Linked DNA regions of Homo sapiens: region 2 is linked to region 1. Evidence: chromatin loops called from intact Hi-C (ENCODE). Cell type or tissue: psoas muscle. All regions are shown on one strand. Each heading gives the region's core, and the rest is flanking DNA. Links, peaks and the distances in the headings are about the cores only.

What was found. Hi-C counts contacts between places; a loop is a spot of excess contacts. Peaks named below come from ENCODE experiments on the same cell type or tissue, not always from the same donor. Only the 100,000 strongest peaks of a DNase experiment are listed, where the experiment ranks them.
Region 2: it touches region 1 in a loop (2.4-fold over the local background); 5 of 110 quality-filtered maps call a loop at or near these places.

What each region holds. Positions count from the first base shown.
Region 1 is chr16:82,630,880-82,633,691 of GRCh38, reverse strand. The region is part of intron 1 of CDH13 (cadherin 13); the gene reads right to left. Among named protein-coding and RNA genes, the nearest start is that of CDH13, 5.3 kb to the right of the region's middle. In psoas muscle, for the core only: a CTCF peak has its summit at 1,566 (motif pointing right); DNase peaks (open chromatin) are centred at 1,171 and 1,531; H3K27ac peaks cover 2,500 bases.
Region 2 is chr16:82,776,182-82,778,993 of GRCh38, reverse strand. All of the region lies in intron 1 of CDH13 (cadherin 13), which reads right to left. All of the region lies in intron 1 of LOC101928446 (a long non-coding RNA gene), which reads right to left. Among named protein-coding and RNA genes, the nearest start is that of MIR8058, 89 kb to the right of the region's middle. In psoas muscle, for the core only: no CTCF peak of the experiment used is centred there; no DNase peak of the experiment used is centred there.

The sequences.
Region 1 (2,812 bases), core at 166-2,665:
GGATAAGGGTACTTGGCCAGGCGCAGTGGCTCACGTCTGTTTATCCCAGCACTTGGGGAGGCCGAGGCAGGTGGATCACGAGGTCAGGAGTTCAAGACCAGCCTGGCCAAGACAGTGAAACCCCGTCTCTACTAAAAATAAAAAAGTTAGCCAGGCCTGGTGGCGGGCACCTGTAATCCCAGCTACTTGGGAGGCTGAGGCACAGAATTGCTTAAACCCTGGAGGTGGAGGTTGCAGTGAGCCGACATCGCGCCACCGCACTCCGGCTTGGGTGACAAAGCAAGACTCCGTCTCAAAGAAAAAAAGTAGGTGACAGAGCTGCAGATTCAGCTTTATCCTGAAGTTACAAAGGTGCTGAATATTAGAGCAGTGTTCCCGGAGGCCTTGGCAAGTCTAAGTAGAGTAAGTTATTGTGACGTTCTGGTTATGTCTATACCGTGAGGGAGCAACACTCATGGAATGATGATGCTCAGCTGTCACTGTTCTCCAAGGACAGCCATGCTCTTGGTAGAACACTACGTAGAGCAGGGGTTCCCAACCTCCAGGCCACAGGCCAGTACCAGTCCATGGCCTGTTAGAAATCAGGCCACACAGCAGGAGGTGAGTGGCCCGTGAGCAAGCAAAAGCTTCATCTGTATTTATAATGGCCCCCCAGCACTCGCATTACCGCCTGGGCTCTGCCTCCTGTCAGATCAGCCGTGGCACTGGATTTTCATAGGAGTTGGAATCCTGTGTGAACTGTGTGCGTGCATGGGATCTAGGTCGCCTTCTCCTTATGAGAGTCTAATGCCTGATGATCTGTCAGTGTCTCCCATCACCCCCAGATGGGACCATCTAGTGGCAGAAAAACAAGCTCAGGGCTCCCAGTAATTCTAAATTATAGTGAGTTGTAGAATTATTTCATTATATATTACAATGTAACAATACAGAAATTAAATGCATAATAAATGTAATGTGCTTGAATCATCCCAAAACCATCCCCCCAATTCTAGTCCGTGGAAAAATTGTCTTCCACGAAACCGGTCCCTGGTACCAAAATGGTTGAGGACTGCTGACAGAGAGGGTATGCAGGCCTCTATATGATCCCAGGGTTTCAGAGTCCCTTGGCTGCTGGTGCGTGATGACATTTTGTACCAACACACTGGTGTGCCAGGGCTCGTACTGACTCAGAGCTGCAGCGTGTCACTTCTCTGCATGACTCTTACACCTGAAGCAATGATCTGGGTGCTATGTCTCTCTGGGTGCCTGTCCAAAAGTACTGCCAGTAATGTGCTCAGGGAGGGGCTGCAGTCCCCTTGGTCATGCTGTTCCAAAGCACACATCAATGGAATTCAATCACAGGGAAGGAGAAAAGGCCAGTCCCTCCCTTTCCAAATAGTCCATCACTGAGAAATAAACTGCATCAATTTGATCAAACCTCAACATTTGTGAAAGCAGAGGTCCCAAACTCAAAAAGCCCTAGGGGCAAGCAGGCAAAATTAGTGAGCACAGAAGGCTGGGTAGTAGAGAGTGGTGACGATTATGGCAAGCTACGGAGGCACGTCCTGCCTAAAGAGGGCAGTAGTGACTCAGCCCTGTCAAGTACGGCCATGTTGAAGTGTGGATCTAGGGTTGCCTGACCTGACTTTTTCAGAAATGCTAGAAACCTGGATTTCTTTTTTATTAATGTACAATTTGCAAAACATTTGAGCCAAACAAACTGCATCCATGGCTAAATTTAGCCTGTGGCTGCTACTTGGCAACCTCTGCCCAGAAGCCAGAGTTGCAGGTTTGGGATAGATGAGTTCCATTACCACCAAGCAGATGTCTCGAGGTTCAACTTGCTAAGCCAGAGGGTGACACATTCACCTCCACAGACCCTGGCTCAGTCAGCACTTCAAGTTAGAAATGTCCTTTCTTCTCCTCTCCTGCCTTCCCCCAAGCTGCCTCTCTCAGCAGAGAAAGATGACTTTCCACCCTAACTCTAGAATAAGGCCACTGCTGAGTGCCTACTGCAGGAGCAAGAGATCCTACAGCCCAGCCATTCATTGTCTGTGCAGCCTGTTCATACCTGAGGAGCCAGGCCTGGGATCCCAGGTGGCTGCAGAAGAAGCGGGCTGTGGGGAATTATATTGGCAGCATCCTTCAGGAGGGTCAGATTCTCACAGGTGCATGGGTACCTGGCTGACAGCTAAATAGAAACAATGCCAAAACCACTGGTCACTTGGTTTGATTCTGTCCAGCTGATTATTGTAATTGGATGACAGGGGGATATTTCCTTCTCCTTTTCAATGAGTGATGGAAAGTGAGTGGACCTAGCTCAGGAGTCACCCTTCTGGGTGGTTATGTAAGGGGGAAGGTTATCTCCTTCCACAGGCAGAACTGTTCCTGCCTTTTGGCTACCTAAAGAATGAAATCAAGTCCAACCAAAGTCAAATGCCAGGAAATTTCAGAACTTCCTCACATTGCGTATTGCACCGTCTACAAACATCTTTGAAATTTTCCCTGCTCCAATACTCAGAGGGGATACAGAGTCAAAGAATGAATTAGAACAGAACCAACTACAATAGGGGAAAAGAAAGAAAGCAAGAAGAAAGCTAGCGAGAAAGCAAGAGAGCAAAAGAAGGAAAGCAAGAAAGAGAGAGACACAGAAATAAATACAGTGAAAAATGGCAGGATTTCTCATTTGGGGGTGATTGTGGCAATTAATGTGGAATAAGGAGAATAGTTTTGTTTTGATGGAGTTGCTGCATTGAAGTTCTTTAAAATGAGCTGTAGATTCAGAATTTTGTAATGCTGTGGATGGAGCCCTCTTCTGGAGAAATTTTTCAAC
Region 2 (2,812 bases), core at 208-2,707, 150 kb before region 1:
ATCTGAGATTGATTTAATATACACAGCAGGCTCCAGGGCTAATTCCTGATCATTTCCTTTCTTCAGACCAACACTTGTATTTAAAATTATCACAAATGAAACACCAAGGATACTTCAGTTCCTAAGACTCAGCTAATCTAAGCATTTTAAATCCACCATGGAATTAAGGAAGGAGGTGGTGGTCTTTGCCATGTTTTTTCTGTAAATGATTAAATAGGGGTTCCTAGTGCCTTGCGTGCTTTAAAGCTGTTGTTCATAATGAGGGCTCTAGATAGGTATGAGTTCAAATCTACTAGTTTTAGGAAGAAAATGCATAGAATAACAATCAGTGAGGAAGGAGATATCTCCCTGGCAGCCATATCTAATAAATGCTGTGTAGTGAGAATAGATAAAGCAGACCTTTTTTTTTTTTTTTTTTTTTTTCTGGTCGTGATTCCAAAGGCCATTCCCAAAGAGAAGCTACAACAAGGTCTTAAGCAAAGTTTGCATCATCAATGAGTTTAAAACCTTCTATTCCAGGGAGACTACTTCAAAGGTCAACACTTATTTGTATAGAAAGTACATAGCAGCAACGTGGAAATGCCCCCACCATCCAAAACTCTGTAATAAAATTAGATTCAACATCATGAGTCAAAGCAGGTGGATGCAAAGTTATTTGAAAGAGAGGGAATATTTCTACACCAGCACAATTTGACTAATAAACTCAGGTTTTTCAAACTGGAACGTCCTTATCACAGAAAGAGAGGTACCAGAGCATGCATGAATATTCAAGACAAAAGAGATTTTTCTGGAGGGACAATTCTACCCAATAAAAGGAATTTGACCCATCATTTTGCGTTAAAATAATCACGGTTCTTGTAGTAGGCAGTGGCTGGCTCCCAGTGAACCCTGCCTCCTCATATGCATGTCCTTGTGTAATCCCCTCCACTGAGGGTGGGGTGGACTTACTGACTCGCTTCTAAAGCATAGAAGGCAACAAAAGTGTCAGGGCATCTCTTCTATGACTGTTATCAAAAACTGTGGCTTCTGTTTTCTTGGCCCTCTGGCTTTCTGGCTCTTCTCACCTATTTTCTCTGACGAATCAAGTTGTCCTGTTGTGAGCTTCCCTCTGGAGCTGTCCAAAAGGCAAGGAATTAAAGGGTTCTTCCATCCAATAGCCAGCAAGGAAGCAAAGCCCTCAGTCCAGCAGCCTGAAAAAGCAGAATCCTGCCAGCAATCCCATGAATGAGCTCAGGAGCCAACCCATGCCCAGTCAAGTCTTAGGATGACTGCTGCCTCAGTTGACACCTTGATTTTAGCCTTGATTATGGCCCAAAGACCCAGCTAAGCTGCACCCATATTCTTGCTGCACAGAAATTGTGGAATAATAAATATGGTTTTAAGCTGCTAAGTTTTGGGGTGATTTGTTGTATAACCATAGATTACTAATACAGATATATTATAGACGATGGTACAGAACTGTCACAAAAGACAAGGCCTATTGCATCTACCTGATGTTTCAGCTCAGGCCCACCCAGGGGCACAACTCTTGGAGGCACCATTCACAAAGACCACAGTGTGGAGTTAAGCAAAATTAAAGCCCGGTGACAATATTGATGCCAAATTCCAAGTCCCCAAAGGAACTGGGTTTAGTTTTCTATAGCATATTCACTATCTGACTCACATCAAGTCTCACCTTCTTGATCCTCAGTTCATCTTCTATAAAGCAGCTACAAGAATCTTAACTTTTGGGCACAGTGGCTCGTGCCTGTAATCCTAGCACTTTGGAAAGTGGAGGCGAGAGGATTGCTTGAGGCCAGGAGTTGGAGACCACTCTGGGTAACACAGTGAAATGCTATTGCTACAAAATAAACAAACAAACACACAAACAAACAAACAAACTCAGCCAGGTGTGGTAGTGTATGTCTGTAGTCCTAGCTACCTGGGAGGCTGAGGCAGAAGGATCATTTGAACTCAGAAGTTCAAGGCTGCAGGAAACTATGATTGCATCACGTCACTGCACTCCAACCTGATGTTCTGGGAAATGTAAATGAGATGTCTGTGAAAAGCATAGTATCTGGCACATAGCAGGAAGTGACTGTTAGCTTGATGACTCTGAATGTCTAGCTTCCACCAGAATTTCCAGGGCTTTGGTTCTGTGCAAAATGCTGGGACACCTTGTTCTCTGTCTTCACCCCAGGTTGAAGTGGAAGCTCCCATCTCTTTCTGGTGGGAGAAGAGAGGGATGAAGCCACCTCAAATCAGTTCTGCTTTTCCAAGGTGGTTCCCCCATTAAGTACTAAGTGTTCAATCTGGAGAGAAAACCGAACCCACAGTCAACCCATGTGGGCGCAATGAAAACAAAAAACAGAACATGCGTTTAACTTCCTCATTCAGTTAAAACCAGCACTTCCTAAAACAAATAGTGACAGCACTGAGATTCTTATTTGAAAAGAAGGTTCATATTTGCAGGTTGTCTGCACATTATAATACTTGCCGGTATGTCCAGCTGCTCCCTTTGTGTCCCATTTACTACAGTCATAACTACAGATTCAGAGACTCCCACTAAGCATGGCTGATTATTAAAAATAATAAAGCACTCCAGCTAATTGACCACCAACTCTGCACTGGGTTTTTTTGCATGCAGGCCTTGATAGTCTCACAAAAGCATATGGCATAGATAGTGCCTTTTCTTTTCTTTTCTCTTTTCTCTCCTTCTTTCCTTCCTTCCTTCTTTTTCTTCCCTCTCCTCCCTCCCTCCCTCCCTTAATCCCTTCCTTCCTTCCTTCATCCCTTCCTTCCTTTCTTCAACAGTCTTGCTCTGTTACCCAAG